3 separate regions of the Homo sapiens genome follow, and all the other regions are linked to region 1. The links are chromatin contacts, found by Hi-C or POLR2A ChIA-PET in ENCODE. All regions are on one chromosome and are shown on one strand. Each heading gives the region's core, a stretch centred on a gene start or an enhancer-like site at or near the end of the contact. The rest is flanking DNA. Distances are from core to core; before and after follow the strand shown. Region 1 holds the start of TMEM102 (transmembrane protein 102). Region 2 overlaps DLG4 (discs large MAGUK scaffold protein 4). Region 3 holds the start of SHBG (sex hormone binding globulin).

Evidence for each region. Hi-C counts contacts between places; a loop is a spot of excess contacts on that map. ChIA-PET counts read pairs that join two places held with the same protein, here RNA polymerase II (POLR2A). Pooled maps may share reads with other maps.
Region 2: a pooled map shows a loop between it and region 1 (4-fold over the local background). The contact joins the enhancer-like site here to the promoter of TMEM102 in region 1. A Hi-C loop is called at or near these places in 1 of 168 maps with a recorded cell type or tissue (CD4-positive, alpha-beta T cell) and 7 of 50 pooled maps. POLR2A ChIA-PET finds 5 or more read pairs at or near these places in 1 of 52 experiments (PC-3).
Region 3: a pooled map shows a loop between it and region 1 (4-fold over the local background). The contact joins the promoter of SHBG here to the promoter of TMEM102 in region 1. A Hi-C loop is called at or near these places in 9 of 50 pooled maps. POLR2A ChIA-PET finds 5 or more read pairs at or near these places in 4 of 52 experiments (CD4-positive, alpha-beta T cell, WTC11, activated CD4-positive, alpha-beta T cell and 1 more).

Annotation. Positions count from the first base shown.
Region 1 is chr17:7,433,971-7,437,298 of GRCh38, reverse strand. TMEM102 (transmembrane protein 102) reads right to left here and starts at 1,864. Exons shown (of 3, transcript NM_178518.3): 1 at 1,603-1,864; 2 at 1,214-1,446; 3 at 1-1,105. The coding sequence starts at 1,427. RefSeq lists a silencer at 35-314 and enhancers at 50-959, 2,011-2,180.
Region 2 is chr17:7,189,824-7,193,151 of GRCh38, reverse strand. DLG4 (discs large MAGUK scaffold protein 4) reads left to right here. Exons shown (of 20, transcript NM_001321075.3): 17 at 35-207; 18 at 1,150-1,259; 19 at 1,794-1,885; 20 at 2,338-3,328. The coding sequence ends at 2,444. Among named protein-coding and RNA genes, the nearest start is that of ASGR1, 12 kb to the right of the region's middle. Within about 2 kb of position 1,496, at least 2 of the 41 ENCODE cell types and tissues checked have a DNase peak (open chromatin) inside an H3K27ac peak, as active enhancers do.
Region 3 is chr17:7,628,623-7,631,950 of GRCh38, reverse strand. It overlaps SHBG (sex hormone binding globulin), which reads right to left and starts at 1,816. Exons shown (of 8, transcript NM_001040.5): 1 at 1,668-1,816; 2 at 1,444-1,535; 3 at 1,082-1,271; 4 at 590-751; 5 at 203-362; 6 at 1-72. The coding sequence starts at 1,778.

The DNA.
Region 1 (3,328 bases), core at 615-3,114:
TCGTCTAGCAGCCCGAGGCAGCAGGCGCCCGCATTTTCTGGCCGCGCCAGGTAGAGCGCAGGCAGCCGCTCGCACGCCCAGTACAGCAGCGTCCGCAGGAGGTAGGGCGCCGCCGCCCGGGTCCCGGCCACCAGCGGGCGCAGTAGCGCCTGGGCCGCCGCGTGCGCCTGCAGCAGCGGCGCTGGTATGCGCGCTTTGAGCGCCAGCTCCTGGCGGGCAAAACAGAGCTGCCAGGCGGAGGCGCACGGCCGCTCGGTGCCGCCACCGGGCACCAGGTAGAAGGAAGCCGACTCAGAGGCCAGCGGACCGGCCCACGAGTGGCTCCGAGCCCCCTCGGGCCAGCCCGCCACGGACACCACTGGGATCAGGTCGAAGAGCAGGAGGCGGCGAGGGGGCTCAGGGGTAGCCAGGAGGACGGTGGTGAAACCCGCGTGGCGAGCTGCGTGCACCAGACGCGGAGCACCCGGGACAGGGATCAGAGACTCGGCGACCGCCGCCAGCGTAGCAAAGAACCAGGCAGCCACCTGGGCGGAACATAATGTGGGCCACGCTTCCCGAGCCTCCGACGGCTTTGGGACTGGGCTTTCGACGGCTGCCTTGGTGACGTCACTACTCATTGTTTTCAAAGGTGCGGTAGAGCCAAGGTCGACGACGTCATGCTGAGGCGACTCGGACGCTGAAACGTCACTAGGCGATTTTTCCAAAGACACCGGCGCCTCGTGCTCAGTGACGTAGCTGTGCGGCTGGTCTACAGAGCTTTGCCAGTCCTTGGAACTTTCTTCGCTCTCCGTTCGGTGGATCGAATCACGTGCTCCTGGGACTGGGGGTCCTAAGCAATCCTGCCACATCTCCCGGATGGGGGTTCCGCACACCATCTCTGGGAGGCAGACCTGTGCGTAACAGGATTCCAGGTCCAGTTGCAGTTCAGTGCCGTCCAGTGAAAACATGGGCACTAGGAGTGTGAAGCCGGCATCGTAGTGAGGTCCCCGGGCGTAGGGACCCAGGGGTGCATGCCCCAGATCCAGGGAGCCCTCGCGAATCCCACCACGAAGCAGCAAGAGCTCTGCCTGGGGAGGAAAGCGAGGGTCCCGGCGGTGAACTAGACCTAAAAAAAGGGAACGGATCGTGAGGGCGTCGCCCAAAGCCGGGGCGGGGGCGGGGGCGTGGTGAGGCTGAGAGCTGTGAGTTCCCAAAGGCAAGTAGGGTTACTTACCAAGCAAAGAGAAGACAAAGTCCTTGGCCCGGAGGAGATCGGCTCCCGGCTTGGGCCCGTCACTCCAGCTCTCCTGCACACCCAGCTCCTGGATCAGCTGGGTCAATTCCTGCAGCTGCGCCCCGGAGCAGAAGTCGATGTCCGTGAGCGGCCGAGCTGGGGCCGGGGGCGGCGGGCCCCACCAGGGGGCACTCCCCCAGACTGCGGAAGCCATGCGGTTCTATCGCTTTGGGCTGCGGAAAACACGGAAGGGAGGTGGCTTTGCTGCCACAAAGTCGTCCCCGTTCTTCCCTCTTCCTGAGGCCGAGCGAGTGCCCCAGACACAACCTACAAATGGGTCTGTAGATGATGGGTTCTAAATTTAGTCCTCAAAATGAACAAATAAATACCTCTTCTATCCTGGCCCTTTTCTCATAGGCAGGTCCCCGCCCCCATGAACTGGTTCACCGGACTCAGCAGGTAAAAAGTAACTGTTGGCTCCTCCTACGGAATGCAGTAGCCAGCCTCCGCTGCCGCCCCTTGTCTACCTCCCTTTACCTCTTTTTTGGAAGAGGCTTATTAGTCTGCGGCTTCCCCCTTATGGGAAGCAGTAAGGGTGGGGAGCAGAAATAGATTCAACAGGTTACTTCTTCCTGATGCCCACGTGGCCACGCCCCTACATTTTCAGCCACGCCCCTTTCTGGAGGCTGTCGAGGTGGTTTCCGCCGGGTCGGGTCGCCAGTCAGAGCTCAATCACTCTTTTGGCCCTGCTGAAATCCCGCGTTATCCTGGGAGTTGTAGTTTCCCGCTCTACTAGGGCGTGGTAGCCACGCCCCCACATCCTTTCCTGTTCCGCTGAAGTAGTGCCTGATGGAAGTTGTAGTTCCTCTGGAGACAGATTATTCTGTGTCTTTTCACACCCATATCAACCCCACTCAAACATTCCTTGGGGTTTGAGAGGGGTAATAGGATGGCTCTGAGTCGCAAAAAATAATGAGGGATGGGCCGGGCGCGGTGGCTCCCGCCTGTAACCCCAGCACTTTGGGAGACTGAGGCGGGTGAATCACCTGAGGTCAGGAGTTCAAGGCCAGCCTGGCCAACATTGCGAAACCCTGTCTCTACTAAAAATACAAAAATTAGCCGGGCGTGGTGGCAGACGCCTGTAATCCCAGCTACTTAGGAGGCTGAGGCAGGAGAATCACTTGAACCTAGGAGGGAAAGGGTGCAGTGAGCTGAGATTGTGCCATTGCACTCCAGCCTGGGTGATAAGAGCGAAACTCCACCCTAGGGCCTGGGGAGAGATAGGGACCCCTGCCTGGGTGGGGTGGGGGGGGTGCATCTTGGAATCCCAAAAGTGGTAGTGTTAGGCAGGAGCACACAGATGGTGACCCAGAAATGGACGTTTGACTCATAGGAGAGACATACATGTTAGTGATGCCCACCTCAGCTCACTGCTACCTGAGTCGTGGCAGGGAAAACACTTTGGGATCTCAAATTTTTGTTTTGTTTTGTTTTGTTTTTGAGACTGAGTCTCGCACTGTTGCCCAGACTGGAGTGCTGTGGCGCAATCTCCGCTCACTGCAACCTCCACCTCCCGGGTTCAAGCAGTTCTCCTGCCTCAGCCTCCCGAGAAGCTGGGATTACGGCGCCTGCCACCATACCTGGCTAATTTTTTGTATTTTTAGTAGAGACAGGGTTTCACCATGTTGGCCAGGCTGGTCTTGAACTCCTGACCTCAGGTGATCCTCCCACCTCGGCCTCCCAAAGTGTTGGGATTATAGGCACGCGCCACTGCACCCGGCCTGGGCCACGACTTCTTACATTCCTTCTGCCCTTGGTCTGTCTCCAGGACGGGATAGGCCTAAGTCCATGGATAAGATAATTAAGGAGGACATCTAGGAAAATTAGAGGCCTGTAAAAGAAGAGACTCCCCAACTGTAGAGATCAATTTGGCAAGCCCAGGACTCAGGGGTTCCTCGTCACTGACAGAGAGTTTTCTCCTTCAGCAACCAGAGCTGGGGTCCCTGGGAGAAGCGAGAGCACCAAAGCAGCCCAGAACTGCGCAAGTAGGTTCCCGTACACACACATCTGGCTGTGACCCAAGAGGCCAGATCAGGAGAACTGGAGACTGGGCTG
Region 2 (3,328 bases), core at 247-2,746, 240 kb after region 1:
TAGATCTTTGGGGGGTGGGGTGACTTCCTGGCAGATACGACACGGCCCAAGCGGGAGTATGAGATAGATGGCCGGGATTACCACTTTGTGTCGTCCCGGGAGAAAATGGAGAAGGACATTCAGGCGCACAAGTTCATTGAGGCCGGCCAGTACAACAGCCACCTCTATGGGACCAGCGTCCAGTCCGTGCGAGAGGTGGCAGAGCAGGTAGGACCTGGCGGGCACCCGGTCCTCTTCCTTCTCCCCTCTCCCCACCCCACTGCCTCCCTCCAGCTTTCTCTAACTCTCTCTCTCTCTGTCTCTTTCCCTGCTGGGTCTCCACTCCGCTCCTCCACCTCCTTCTCCTCTTGGGCAACTCTGTCTGACTGCCTGCTCTCTGCCCCTGCTCTCTCTCCCACCTCCCTCACTTCCTGACCCCAAATTCCCCACCACCATCTGGCCTCTTTCTCTCCCCACTCCCTTCTCCTTGCCCCATTTCTCCTCTCTTCCCATGGCCTTGTCTTTGGTGGCTTGGCCTTCCCCACTGGGTCCCTCCCTTTTTCCTGACTCCCCGCTGGCCCTCTCCCCTGCCTCACCCTTTTCTGGGGCCCGGCTCCCCTCTCCCACTCCTCTGCTAACTCCTTTCCTTTCCCCGCTGCTCCTCACCCTGCCCTCCCTCCCTCCCTCCACGGTTCCTTTCTCCATCTGCCTCACTCCCTCCCATCTGTCTCCTTGTTCCTTCCATCTGTCTGTCCTCTGTCCGTCCTCCCCTCCCTCCTCCCTCTATCCTACTTCCTTTCTCCTTTTTCTTGGCTTTCCTTCCCGCCTGTGTCACCTCTGCCTTGCACACCCCGCCCCACTCGCTGCTGCCCCGGCTCTGCCACCATCTCTTGGGTCCCTGCCTGCCTGGTGCTCCTCCCTTCCTCCATTCTGTCCTGTCCCTGCCCTCTCCCGTGCTCTCCATCTTCCCTTTCCTTTCCCTCTGTCTTTTACTCTGTCCATACCCGCTTCCTGCCTGACTCTCTGCCCCCGTGTTTCTTGACATCCATGTCACTCCCCTTCGGCCAACTTCCCATTCCCCACCTCTCCCCGTCCGTGTCCCTCCGGCACTGCTCTCTGTCCTTTCTCGCCACCCGCTGGCCCCCCTCCGCCCACCCTGCCTGCCCCCAGGGGAAGCACTGCATCCTCGATGTCTCGGCCAATGCCGTGCGGCGGCTGCAGGCGGCCCACCTGCACCCCATCGCCATCTTCATCCGCCCCCGCTCCCTGGAGAATGTGCTGTGAGTATGGTCCTGGGGGCCTCCCCTTTGCTCCCCCAACACCTGTGGCCCTGGGCCTCACAAGGCGTCTGCGTTCAACTCTCCCTTCAGAACCCTGGACAGCGGTTTCAGCAGCCCCTGAGGGGGATCCCTGGAACCCAGAGGATGTGGGGGAATCGGGTCTTTCCCCTCCTCTCCTGCCTTGGCTAGACAGGACTACATTTCCCAGCAGCCCCTGGGGCATACCAGCTGGGGCGAGTCAGGGCCTCTAGGGCTGTTGGGAATTGGAGTCCGAATCCCATCTCTGGGGCTGAAGGCTGGAAGGATGAAGCTCCGTAGATGTCCCTGGAGTAGCCACACCTGGCTGGGGCGGTTGCGGGTGGCAGGGGGGTGGGGGGTGGTTCTCATCTGTGGCCCCAGAGGATATTGGGAATTGTATTTTTTTTTTTGCTATGTGCTCCAAATAGAAGAATACTTAACATTCCTGGATAGAGGAGATAAAAGGCAGGGTCAGGTGGGTCCAGTCTCAGGCCTGCTCTCCCTCCCTCTTCACAGAGAGATTAACAAGCGGATCACAGAGGAGCAAGCCCGCAAAGCCTTCGACAGAGCCACCAAGCTGGAGCAGGAGTTCACAGAGTGCTTCTCAGGTGAGGCCACAGCAAGGCTGTTGCCAGCATGTAGGGTGCCCTTGCTCGGATTAGAAAGAGCTCCCCCGCCACCCCCAGTGGATGGCTTAGAAAGAGGTGCCCCTGTGGGCGCGGCATGGTGGCTCACGCCTGTAATCCCAGCACTGGCGGGCACCTGTAATCCCAGCTACTCGGTAGGCCGAGGCAGGAGAATCGCTTGAACCTGGGAGGCAGAGGTTGCAGTGAGCCGAGATCGCACCACTGCACTCCAGCCTGGCGCTAAGAGCAAAACTCAATCTCAAAAAAAAAAAAAAAAAAAAAAAAGAGGTGCCCCTGTGGGCGGGTGCAGCCCCAGGACTTATGGCTTGGAGAGTTGGAAAGAGGTGCCCCTTCCTCTGGGCTGGTGCAACCCCCTTGGCCAGGTGTCCTCTGGCCCTTCCTTGGCCTCACTCCCTGCTCCACCCCACTCCCAGCCATCGTGGAGGGTGACAGCTTTGAGGAGATCTACCACAAGGTGAAGCGTGTCATCGAGGACCTCTCAGGCCCCTACATCTGGGTTCCAGCCCGAGAGAGACTCTGATTCCTGCCCTGGCTTGGCCTGGACTCGCCCTGCCTCCATCACCTGGGCCCTTGGTCTGGACTGAATTGCCCAAGCCCTTGGCTCCCCCCGGCCTCCCTCCCACCCCTTCTTATTTATTTCCTTTCTAACTGGATCCAGCCTGTTGGAGGGGGGACACTCCTCTGCATGTATCCCCGCACCCCAGAACTGGGCTCCTGAACGCCAGGAACCTGGGGTCTGGGGGGGAGCTGGGCTCCTTGTTCCGAGCCCTTGCTCCTTAGGATCCCCGCCCCCACCTGCCCCCAATGCACACACAGACCCACCGGGGGCCACCTGCCCTCCCCCATCCTCTCCCACACACATTCCAGAAGTCAGGGCCCCCTCGAGGAGCACCCGCTGCAGGGATGCAGGGCCACAGGCCTCCGCTCTCTCCTAAGGCAGGGTCTGGGGTCACCCCTGCCCTCATCGTAATTCCCCATGTTCCTTGATTTCTCATTTATTTTTTCCACTTTTTTTCTTCTCAAAGGTGGTTTTTTGGGGGGAGAAGCAGGGGACTCCGCAGCGGGCCCCTGCCTTCCACATGCCCCCACCATTTTTCTTTGCCGGTTTGCATGAGTGGAAGGTCTAAATGTGGCTTTTTTTTTTTTTTTTCCTGGGAATTTTTTTGGGGAAAAGGGAGGGATGGGTCTAGGGAGTGGGAAATGCGGGAGGGAGGGTGGGGGGCAGGGGTCGGGGGTCGGGTGTCCGGGAGCCAGGGAAGACTGGAAATGCTGCCGCCTTCTGCAATTTATTTATTTTTTTCTTTTGAGAGAGTGAAAGGAAGAGACAGATACTTGAAACTTGGTGTGTGGCCTGGTTATTTGGGACCTGGGTGTGGAGGGAGATGGGCGCAGCAGAGTCAGATC
Region 3 (3,328 bases), core at 567-3,066, 190 kb before region 1:
CTGAGCCTGCTGCCTGCTTGAGTCCCAGGTCCAAAGAGAAGGCCCAGGGCTCTGCATGAGGCTGGGGAATGTCTGTGGGGAGAAATGATTATCCTGAGGCCTCAAAGCTGGGGTCTCAAGGAGGAAAGGGGCCAGTGGTAGAGGGGGACAGAGGCAGGCTGAGCTGGCCAGGGTGGGAAAAATAGACTCCGAGGAAATCTACCTCGGAGATTGAATTCTGCCTGAGTCCCTGGAGGGAGAAATATCCCGGGATTTGATTCTACATCACAGCTTCTGAGGCTAGTGGGGGCAGATGCTGAGATCTCGGCCTGTTTGTCCAGCCAGGAATCCCGGCGCAGGCAGCCATCCAGGGCAGGAACCAGCTGGAGTGTGACAGAGATAAGATACGGGGATGTAGAAATCAGGGCATCGGAGCCGCAGTCCCGACCTCCCTGCCCTCAGTTGACTCCCCTCTGAGCATTTGGCCTCCCCCTTGCAGCTCTCAACCCTTCCCTTCTCCCTAAAAGTGTGGACTTAGATTCCCACGGCCAGCCACCCAGCAGTGCTTTACCAAGTCTTGGCTAGGGTTCCACCCCTGGGGTGTAGTTACCGGCAACCGAAGGTTGGAAGCGGGGAAGAGCAGCCCCCCAAGCGCAATCCTCATGATGGGATGGCGTTTGCTGGTCAGGGGCCCAGAGACCTGTCTCAGGCGCAGCACCTCCTCCCCATCCACCTCCAGCAGCACAGAGTCCCCCTCCATCTTGACTTCCACCTGCAGGAAGGTGGGAAGCAAAATCAGAGGCCCCTGGGATCTGTTTCTGCCACCTTCCTGTGAGGCAGCCTAGTACTATAGTGGAAAGAACATGCCTTAAAGAAGCAGCTAGCATCCTTGGCCTTGGGTCACTCAGCTCTTGTCACTTATATACTGACTGAGCCTTAGAATTCCCATCAGAAAAGATGGGGCCAAGAATAGCTACTTTGTGGGGGTTCGTGTGGATTAAACGAGATGACAGTGGTAGAGGGATGCCCAATAACTTGGTTTTGTTCCCTTTCCTCAGACCAGCTCCAGACATCCCTCCCCTGAGGACCAGAGCTAGCTTACCTGGTGCCATCTCCCATCATCCAGCCGTGGTCCAGCACCCACCGTAAGCTGGGCCCAGTGATTGTGCAGTTGGATCTCAGGCCTGCCGTCTCGAAGTCCCAGCATAAACCAGTCATCCTTAGGGTTGGTATCCCCATAAAAAATCACTCCCTCTGGGTCCCAGGTTCGAACCTCAAAGGAGGAGGAGGTTCTGGAAGGACACAGAAGGAAAGATTGTGTATGTCATGTGTCCTTTGAGAACCAGTGTGGGTTTGGGGGAGATGGTGTTCACAGATAAGGAAAGGAAGACAGGGAAAAGAGAAGAGCTGATGGAGAGAGGGCAGAACCAGGGGACTGGGTCAAGGGCTAGGCCAACCCCATACTTTGTGATCTTGGTGAGGTCAAAGGTCATGACAGCGATAGGCTCTTGTCCTGGGCCATTGCTGAGGTGGACAGCCGGAGGGTCGTGGGCACTCTATCAGAAAGAGAAAACAAACAAAGCTGAGTAGGGACATGTCAGAGACAGACAGAGGGAGAGGCCCTGCTACAGGGCCAGAGGAGAGAAGGGAAGACTGCATGAGCTGAGTGCCCTGTCCCGCTCCTGCACCTGGGTGGGGAGAACAGGTCTCAGGGCCCATCCCTGGCGGGTGTGACGCAGTAGTAGCAACAGCAGCAACAGCAGCAGGCGCGAGGTAGCCAGTGGGCCTCTGCTCTCCATAATCAGCCACTGTCCACTCGGCGGCTCAGACAACTCTTGGGAGAATGTGTAGAGGCAGGCAGCCTTGCGTGTGGGCGGTGGAGGGTTAAAGGTTGCCCGGGGAGGAGGGGGTAAAGGAAACAGGGGCACTGACCCTTGACCCCTGCCCAGGGGCCCAGTCACAAGACTCAGCTATCACCCCTCTGGGGATCAATGGGGTGAAGGACAGAGTCCCCTCCACTATCATCCTCCACTGCCGAGAAAGTTTCTGAACTGGGAGAGGATATTCCATCTCCCCTCTCCTCCTCTAGGGCCTGATCTAGGTCCTCCAAGATTTCTGTCCACTCGGGGAGCCTGCATTCACAGGCCTGAGGTCTAGAAACAGTCCTCCCCTGCGTCCCAAGTAGCATCCTGTATCAGGACTAGAAATGAGATAATGGAATCCTAAATTTCTAGCTGAGTGACCTTGGGCAAGTCACTTCACCTCTGTGCTTCAGTGTCCTTGTCTGTAAAATGAGGAAAATAATACTTTACGGGGTGACTGTGAAAGAGGGTTCATTGAGAAAATGCAGGCACAGTGCCTGGCATCTGGTCTGAACTCCTCCCCCAGTCTTTTCCCAGGCCTCTGAGGCCTGTCTCCCAAGAAGGTATTGTCTGTGTGTATGATTCAGTGAATATTAAGAAGGGACCTGCCCCCCGCCTCTCAGTTATCTTCCCTTATCCATTTATTACAGGGCCTAAACAGTCTAGCAGTAGAAATCACCCACTCCCTGACCCATTTTATTTTATTTTATTTTATTTTATTTTATTTTATTTTAGACAGAGTCTTGCTCTATCACCCAGGCTGGAGTGCAGTGGCGTGATCTCGGCTCACTGCTGCCTCTGCCTCTCGAGTTCAAGCGATCCTCCTGTCTCAGCCTCCTTAGTAGTTGGGACTACAGGTGCACGCACCACCACGCCCAGCAAATTTTTTTGTGTTTTTAGTAGAGACGGGGATTTCACCACGTTGCCCAGGCTGATCTCGAACCTCTGACCTGAAATGATCCGCCCACCTCAGCCTCCCAAAGTACCTGGATTACAGGCATTAGCCACAAGGCCCGACCCTCCCTGACGCATTTTATTTTATTTATTTATTTTGAGATGGAGTTTCGCTTTTGTTGCCCAGGCTGGAGTGCAATGGCACGATCTCGGCTCACTGTAACCTCCACCTCCCAGGTTCAAGCGATTCTCCTGTCTCAGCCTCCCGAGTAGCTGGGAGTAAAGGCATGCGCCACCACACCTGTCTAATTTTTGTATTTTTAGTAGAGACGGGGTTTCACCATGTTGGTCAGGCTGGTCTCAAATTCCTGATCTCAGGTGATCCGCCTGCCTCTGCCTCCCAAAATGCTGGGATTACAGGTGTGAGCCACTGTGCCCACCCCATGACCCATTTTAAAATGCAAATGACAGACCGGGCTTGGTGGGTCACATCTGTAATCCCAGCACTTTAGAAGGCTGAGGCGGGCAGATCACTTGAGGTCAGGAGTTCCAGACCAGCCTGGCCAACATAGTGAAACCCCGTCTCTACTAAA